2 separate regions of the Homo sapiens genome follow, and region 2 is linked to region 1. A link is an interaction called in ENCODE POLR2A ChIA-PET data of the cell type or tissue named here. Cell type or tissue: GM12878. All regions are shown on one strand. Links, peaks and the distances in the headings refer to the core of each region. The heading gives the core; the rest is flanking DNA. Region 1 overlaps FAM53B (family with sequence similarity 53 member B). Region 2 overlaps ZRANB1 (zinc finger RANBP2-type containing 1).

What was found. ChIA-PET counts read pairs that join two places held together with the same protein. Peaks named below come from ENCODE experiments on the same cell type or tissue, not always from the same donor. Only the 100,000 strongest peaks of a DNase experiment are listed, where the experiment ranks them.
Region 2: POLR2A ChIA-PET joins it to region 1 with 8 read pairs; 2 of 35 experiments call an interaction of 5 or more read pairs at or near these places.

Annotation. Positions count from the first base shown.
Region 1 is chr10:124,694,277-124,698,786 of GRCh38, reverse strand. FAM53B (family with sequence similarity 53 member B) reads left to right here. Exons shown (of 5, transcript NM_014661.4): 3 at 2,575-2,629. Among named protein-coding and RNA genes, the nearest start is that of FAM53B-AS1, 7.5 kb to the left of the region's middle. RefSeq lists enhancers at 1,833-2,082, 2,093-2,272. In GM12878, for the core only: no CTCF peak of the experiment used is centred there; a DNase peak (open chromatin) is centred at 1,966; H3K4me3 peaks cover 1,271 bases; H3K27ac peaks cover 2,776 bases.
Region 2 is chr10:124,968,388-124,972,608 of GRCh38, reverse strand. ZRANB1 (zinc finger RANBP2-type containing 1) reads right to left here. Exons shown (of 9, transcript NM_017580.3): 3 at 491-644. Among named protein-coding and RNA genes, the nearest start is that of ZRANB1, 28 kb to the right of the region's middle. RefSeq lists enhancers at 1,688-1,787, 1,878-2,057. In GM12878, for the core only: no CTCF peak of the experiment used is centred there; DNase peaks (open chromatin) are centred at 1,098, 1,748 and 2,148; H3K4me3 peaks cover 1,061 bases; H3K27ac peaks cover 2,395 bases.

The DNA of each region.
Region 1 (4,510 bases), core at 192-4,191:
TTCTGGATGGAGGGTGGGGAATGGGGGCCGAGGGTACAGGCTGTAAGAGCGGTTAGGAGGGGCGTTCACTGGGGCTGGCAGTGGCTGGGATCAGGGCCAATGGTGGGGTGGTGAGGAGTCAGTTTTCCAGGTTAGAAATGGCAGGCCACTCTGGGGACCTGCTGCAGATGCTGATAAGTCCTCATTGAATGAATGAATGAGCAAGTTGAGTGAATGTATGAACGAGTGCCTGGGGTGCTCTGTGTGCTGGCCCAGTGCTGCCTCTGTGGGCAGACAGACCCCAGCATCTCTGGCAGTGTTCCTTGCGAAGGCCTGGGTCAGGAGGGCCCTGAGGTCCCCCTTGGTCTAGAACATGCCAGCTTGGTGAGAGGCGGCCAGCAAGCACTGTTCTGCTGGCCAGGCAGGGGCGGCTCACTACGTGGCTTCCTGCTTTGGTGTGGAAAGCCCCAAGCCCTCCTGCATGCATGCCAGTGAAGCACGCGGGGTGCTTCAGTGTTCCTGTTCAATTCTGCTCTCCCCAGCCCCCATCCTGGTGTGGCCTCTCTGGCCTCCCACCCTGGGTTACCTTCTCCCACCTGGCAGGCACGGGCTGGGGGCCGGGGTTCCCCAGGGGGTAATTTCCTTGTGCCCAGGTGTTCCCTTAGTGCTGGGAGCTGCCTTCCTTGGCAAGCAAGACCCTGGCCTGACTTCCCTCTCTGAGCCTGCAAACTGGGCGCCTGCCTGGCGTCCACAGGCTGAGCTCTCAGCTGTGCAGGCAGTGCAGCCCCAGCAGCAGTGCTCTCATGCGCTTGTCATCCACTTGCCATTGGATGACTTCGGTGTGTTCTCAGCTGCACCTCTCAGCTGGGATTGTGTTGGGGGATGGGAGGAAGCAGGTGCAGCCATTTTGAATTCTTCCCAGATATTTCCACAGATGGCGGTAGAGGGGATGGTTACATCACTGTGGAATCCAGGAGGGTGACTGAGCCTGATGATACTGTTAGGATCATTTTAAACTGAGGAGGGCAACCTGTAGGAGGACTGCCCCGTTCCCCTTCCGCCCTAGAAGCTCCTGTGGTCCTCATCAAGTGTCTAAGCATCCCCCCCAGGAGGCTGCCCCGACCTCCACCCTCATCCCAGCACACTTGCCCTGGACATCCCCTCCAGCCCTGATCTCCCTGTGGTTTGTCTGTGACCGTCTTCCATGAAGAGTGAGCCCTCCTTCACCTCTGTGTCCCCAGGTTGGTCAGCATGGACCCTTAGTAACCCCGTGGGATGAACACGGCGTTGACCTTGTGCAGAGGTCCCTGGATTGGGTGGATGGGGATGAAGTGAGGGAGCTGGTGCCAGGTGCTTGCCGCCTTCTTACCTGGAGGGGCCAGGCGTTCCTAGTCAGCCCCATCCTCCTGCCAGGCCTTAAAGAGCCAGAACCTGGGCCCTTGTCCACTTACCAGCCTGGAAGTCTTGTCTGTTTGTGTCATTTTGATATGGGGAGTGTTCAGGGTTCCTTTTAGAAGTCAGAGCCTTCTGTGACAGGCTCATTTCTCTGGGGCTAAGAGCTCCTTTCATCATTGCATGATCAACCCCCAGCACAGCCCGCCTAGGAAGAATCACCAGCCCGTGCCCACTGAGCGAGTGGGCGAGTGAGTGAGGAAGCCTTGGAGCACTTGAGGCAGAGCTCCTTCCTGGGGCTCTGGCTGGGTAGTCTCTGCTCATGAGAGGACCGAGCGAGCCTCTTGACCTGGGTATCACCTAGCATGAGGAACCCCCAGAATATTCCACACCCAGCTTACTGTGTAGCCATGGAGCAAGTGCCCTGGATTTGGGGTTCTTCTAGGCCTCGTTGGCCTATTCTGCCTGGTGGCCATAGCATTCAGTTGAGGGTAGGCGGGGGGCATCAGGGAAGCTGTAGAATGTTTGCAGTGGAAAGGGAAACCATTGTGGAAATACAGGGCCAAGGAGTTCAAAAGCCATAGCTGTTATGTTGAGACCAAATATAACCCTTGAGTTTCTGTTTCAGTTCAGAGAAAATGCCTCAAGGGGACTCGATGTAGCCACAAAACAGTCTGCAGAGCAGACGCCAGCCCTTCCGAGCTCTCCCCATGCTTCTCACCAGAGCGGGAGAGCTGTTCTCCCTGGATCTGGAAGGGAGGGGTCTCGGAGTCGGACCTGGGGCCCTCTGCTCCCTACTTGAGGTTCTTCGTGTCCCCAGGGAGGTCCCCTCCTCTCTTGGTCTCTTCTCAGCCCAGCTCAGGGAAGCTTGTTCCACTGTTTACCATCCATCCTGCCCCCGGGCCGCCTCCACATCACTTATGTGGAAAAATCCCCTCGTGTCAGAAGTCGTGGGGCTTTCTGTGTGTTTTCAAAGCCCATTAACTCGATGGACTCCATAACTCACTAGAGACTTGGGACAAAAAATCTGGGCCTAATTTTGTGCAGATGTTTTCTCTTTGAATACCTTTTCCTCCTTTCCCTGATCTGACATTGGCAAAGGACAGTCACCCTTTTATTGTGACTTTAGAAGGGATCAGTAGAGTCAGTGCAAACATGCTTCCTATGATTTGAAGAGTGAATAGCTTTTCTGGTTGTTTTCAGCACACGCCAAAGAAGATGAGTCAAGGACCTACACTTTTCTCTTGTGGAATTATGGGTAAGTACTCAAGGCCATCCTGGAAGCTGTCCTCCTAGTCCTTCCAGCCAGGGTCTGAGTCCTCCAGGTGAGACACTCAAAGCACTTTCTGGACACAAGTTCAAAAAGAGCAGCCCCGGGACTCTTCTGTGTGTTTTAACTATTTTGGTCCCCTACGGTGCCTGAGTGAAGGGACAGGCACTGGTGTGTGGTTTACAACTCCAACATTGAGAATTTCTGTCTGATGATTAAAGTAATTCATGTTGATTTTTTTCATTCAGAAAATGCACAATAGTGTAAAGTATGCAATAAAAATCTCTCGTAGCCCCAATGCCCAGGGAGAGTTACTGTTGATATTTTTGTGTATGTTTATGTTCTTAGCATTTTTTATATAGCCCATTCCACGATGAACATATAATTATGTAAAACTATATTTGTTTGCTTTTTTCACTTGGAGTAGTTACCATCATCTTCCCACAGCATTAAAATTGTTCATTCCATGCATTTTAATGGTCTACAGTACCGCATTGGGTGGTAAATGTATCAGAATGTCTTTAGTGATGTAACTACATCTAGGCTGTTGGGTCAAGAGGCTGTTTTATTTGCTGTTGTGATGAACAGTGGCTAGGTAAGTGCCTAATTCTTTGTCTGCCTTTGTGATGATTTGCTAGGATAGTTTCCAGGAGTGGAATAGACAGGCTGGAGGGCAGGGACATTTTTAAGGCTCTTGATTCATTTTGCTGACATGCCTTCCAGAGAAGATTGCCTTGATCTTCTGTTTCTGTGCAAGTGTGAATTACTGTTTTTTATAGGCGGTAAAAAAGATGACCATTGATTACTTGATGCTTCAGATGATTGGGCATTGTTTGACCTCTCAGTGTCTCTCTGTGGCTCTCCTTGCCCACCTTTGGGGACGTCTTGCCGGATGAGTTTCTGTAACGTCTGCGTGGACTCAGAAACCACTCTCAGATGATAGATGATGATGACTGTGGGCTTTCAGATTCAAAGGTTACTTTGGTCAGACCTCAGAGTCTCCCTTGCCTTTCCTTCTCGGTCCTCCCTCCATGTGCGGTGTTTTGTTTTTCTTCTTCAGATACAGTTGCCATAGATGAGGTGATGTGTCAGATTGAGCACTGTGCCAGGCTCCTTACATGCTGGGCCCCGCTGGCTCTGCCAGTGGCATCATTCACATACGGGAGAACTGAGGTCTAGTGAGGTGGCCCTCTGCAAGGTCCCTCAGTAAGCGGAGTTGGACTCAGGTGGGTGACGAAGGGAGACTGTTTTCTTCTCAACCACCTGCCATGGCTCTGGGACACCTGGCGGTGCTCTTGATGCTGCCACTGAAGAAGATGGAGACAGGGAGATCAGCTGGCCCTGGTTTTCCATGTGACATACTTGGGAGGCCCGTCCCCACAGGATTGAATACCTCCCCGGTGGTTTACAGCTTTCAGCAAACCCTCAGGGCCCCAGACACATAGCTCAGAAGCCTGCCTCCTCGCCTGCTTCCTGGGACAACCTCACCTTTGCGCTTCCTTCCTGCGTCATGCTGGGAAAGAGAGAGGCCCCGGCATGCCCAGCCCCTCAACCCTGCCTAGGCTTTAGCTGTCAACCGGGCCAGACCAGTAAACTGGGTTGTGGAGATGTTGGTCTTTATTTCAAGGATTTCTAGTCTTTGCACTGTGTAAGTTATAATAAGGTGGAAGTCTGGTGGGTTTGTGATGACAGAGAGAGTCGCCCTTGTAGGGCCAGGTCTTGAGGCCCAGAGACCAAGGCAGAGGCCCCGGAGAAGGGAGGTGTGTGGGAAAAAGTCCAGATGGCCCAGGAGAGTCTATCGGAGGCTGCAGAGCCCAGCAACCTGCTTTCTACCGGGGAGGCCATGGTTTCCAGGAGGGACTACGCTGT
Region 2 (4,221 bases), core at 11-4,010, 270 kb before region 1:
TGAGTAAAAAAGGAATGACATATTCAAGAGGATGCAGTGTGTTCAATTCAAATAACCTGACTCTACCCATCAAAAGCTCATGTTCTAATCCCATCTCTTAATACCAGGTAACCAATATAGCTATCTAATTTCAAATAACACACAAGCATGAAAAGGGAAAATTTTTCAAAGGAGATTTTTTTAAAGGATATTCTAAAATAAAACCAAAGAGAAAAATAAAAGAGTACAACAGATTTTTAAAAAATAATCTGAGGTCCACAAAGAAATCCGTTACTATCAACTGCTGTCTTCCTCTCAGATAGCAGACGCATTTCCTAACAAGTAATCCTCTGTATGCTCACTTCCAGCATATATAAGACAGTCAAGTAATTTAAGATGCACATACAGTAGCTATGTTATGTGCTTTCTAACAGAAACATTTTTCACCTACATACACAAATGTAACTATAATAAAATAAAAAAGTCTTTTTACGTTAGATTTTGGAGTTACCTGCTGGCAATGTAAATGTTACAAGGTCAGTCAGAAAATAGCAAGCAAAATCCCCCTTTCTCTGATGAAGAGAGGCAGCTATCTCTCTCCGGATTTGTTCTGTCAGTTCAGGACACACCATTGCTGGAATACACTTTGCTGCTTGTTGAGACACCTTAAATACAAAAGAAACCTTCCTCTCATCTCATGTATCATAAGTGGAAGCAGAAAACAACAGTATTTAAAAGAAATCAGCAAAATTTCCCAATAACTCAAGGTTTTCTTTAATCTTAAAATACACTGGTATTATTTCCTTACCAATGAAAGTATATACCAGAATAAGTTTTCAGTAACAGTCACAAAAATGTTTTATCCTCTGATTCAGTAATTCTCTTTAAGAATTTATCACAAGGAAATACTCAAAGATGCACATAAAAATGTATGGAAAAGGGTGTTGTTCATAGACACATCACAGGAAGAGGAGAGAGGACAGAAAACCTCAGTAGACTAACCATCGTGCACACAATAAAAACATTCTTTAGAAGCAGAGAATCACAGCTGATAAAGGGAAACTGCAAATACTCTTCTCCCACACCACAAGTTTCAAGTACCCTAACTTGGACTTAAAAAAAGCACGGTATTTAAAGGGTTAGTTCCCACTGACCTCAAGCCCTTTCTTCCTCTCCATTTGTTACCACTCTTGAGTTTTTAAAAAAGCATTTGGCATCTGCAAGTTTAAACACAGACTGCCAACCTCTGAAGCTCAGCCTGACAGGAGTGAGATGGGAGCACTACTGCACAGGCCTCTAAGCAAGAAAACAACAAACCAAAGAAGGCTAGAACTTTCTTTTGTTATTTTTTTATTCTTTTTAAAATGCTAAATAGCAACAAATGTTGCAAAGATTTAATTTAACCTCACATTTCAGTCATATCTAGTTTGTGGAGCTAAATAAAAATACATACACAGAATTCTAAAATCACAGTTGAGCATCTGCGAGTAACAAACAGAATTCAAGGCCAGGCACAATGGCTCACGCCTGTGATCCCACCAACTCTGGGAGGCCGAGGCGGGTGGATTGCTTCGGCTCAGCAGTTTGAGACCAGCCTGGCCAACATGATGAAACCCTGTCTCTACTAAAAATACTACTACAAAAATTAGCTGTAGTCTCAGCTATTTGGAAGGCTGAGGCATGAGAATCACTTGAACCCGGGAGGAGGAAGTTGAAATGAGCTGAGAACGCGCCACTGCACTCCAGCCAGGGTGACAGAGAGAGACTCTGCCAAAAAAAAAAAAAAAAAAAAAAAACCCCAAAGAGAATACCGTGGGAACCCACAGTGAGCCTGTTCCCTGATGTCACCAACCTGGACGATTATCCCAAAGGTAGCCTTCCAGCCACAGTGGGGTGTGAAGCAACAGGTCTTCCAGCCCCTTCTTCTTCTTCTCAAAGAGTAAGGTTTAATGATAATGTTATCTACATCATATATGCAGACAACTAACTGCTATTGCTATTAAAGAAATAATATTTCAAAAACCCTGCATACCCAGCACAGTTACCTGACTCCCTATTCTGAAACTGCAGCTTGGTGCAGTGGCTCACACCTGTAATCCCAGCACTGTGTGAGGCCAAGGCAGGAGGATCATTTGAGCTCAGGAATTCAAGACCAGCCTGGGCAACATAATGAAACTCTGCCTCTACAAAAAACCCCAAAATATTAGCTAGGCATTAGTGGCATGCACCAGTAGTCCCAGCTACTGGGGAGGCTGAAAGGTGAGAGGATCACTTGAGCCAGGGAGGTCAAGGCTGCAGTGAGCCATGATCACTCCCCTGGGCAACAGAGAGAAAGTCTGTCTCAAAAGAAAAGAAAAAAATAAAAAATTTAAAAACTCCTACGTGGAAATTCAGTTCAACTAGACTTTATTGGCCAAGATTACCATTAACCATGAAAATTCTCACTATATCTTAACTCCATGAGCCCAACCATTAGTCAACACTCAAACATGGAAAACCAAATATTAAATATTTTCAGAATATAATTGACTATTTCTCAAGTAACATAGTTAAAATGGCTCCCCCAAAGTAAATTCAAAAATAGCTTATTCCCATCAGCTAGCTCTCAGGCCCTTTCCAAAAACCTGGAAAGACCTTTCCAAAAACCACCTGGACTGGACCCTGACTACCACAAACATTCTAAAAGAAACTTAGCCCCCAAACAACCCCTTCCACCACCATCCTTAAGCAGGATGTGCCCCTGAAGCCTGCCACTCACCTTCTCACCTCCTTCAACCTTATGGTTCTCAACCATCTCCGTAGGCTGGGAGTTCTTAACTTAGGGTCCATGATCTTGGGAATGGTCCATGTACTTTAATGGGAATTTGGTTTTAATTCAAGTTAAATCAATTATCCCCAACTTTTTACCTATATTAAAATGTATTTTCTTATATATCACAAATTTAGTTTAGTATTTTGGTAGCTATTACTTCAATACAACTGATTTCCTTTGTAATCTCATTTACTTCTTATTTTTTGTATTTAAAAACAGTATTCTGGGAAGGAGTCCATAAGTTTCATGAAACTACCAACATGGTCCATGACACAGAAACCGATGAAAATTCCTGCCCCACATACATATCCCCAACTCTAATGTTCTCCTGTTCTCATTCCAAAAGAACTTGGCTGAGCATTCTCTGCAACACACCCCCTTAGTCTAGACTTAGTCCAGACTCCCCCACTTCCAGTCTCCCTACTGGCCCCTTTAATTCTGTCCTTTGGAGTATTTACTCCATGGAGACTGAATCCATGACCAATTTTGCTCTTTGCCTGGAACAAATCCCCTCCACCTCTCCCACGCTGTTCCAGGGTTGTTCTACACGTCCCACGGAATACAGCAAAAGTAATGGTATGTTGCTTCCTAAATCAATTTATAAAAGACACTGCAGGTTTCAAAGACACTGGATCACTCTCTTGTACTCTGTGCCTCTCTTGGATCACTTGTTGGGGGTAAAACCAGCTGCTGTATCATGAGCATCCCTGTAGACAGGCCTGCATGGCACAGTATTGAAGCCTCCTGCCAAAAGCCACCTGAGTGGGCTTAGGAACAGATACTCTAGCCCCAGTTGAGTCTTTTGACAACTACAGCCCTGGACCACTTGACTGCAACCTCATGACATCATGAGCCAAAACTATTCAGCTAAGCAGCTCCTGGATTCTAACCCTCACAAACTCTGTGAGATAACATACATTTGTTGTCTTAGCTGCTAAGTTTCCAGACAATCTGTGATACTGCAATAAATATACTGATGTTCGATCATCATCCCACTGTTACTCCTCAGACTGTCTCAGGAGCTCAATGACTCACAATGGCCCCTCTAAAACCTTGTAATAATCTTCTACCTACCTTTAGGGGAGCCCCTTAAGACTTTCACCCTAGTTCACAACCACCTTCTTTATCCTGGCTCCTGTCACCACCAGCAACTACAACTCCACATTGACAGCCCTTCCAATATACAATAGACAACACAACTAGGCACCACAACACAAATGCAGCCAGGCCTTCGACACTAGAAAAACTCCAATTCTTCTATCTCATGTTCCAAAACCTGGATCCCTCTATCTGAAAAGTTCCCTTCTCCCTTATACTCAATAAGCCTGCCCTTTTGTTTTCATCATGGCCTTCAGTCTCTCAAGCCCCCCACCCCGGCTTCACTGGAATCTTACCAAACTGGACACAGGGGTTAGCTACTACAATCATGT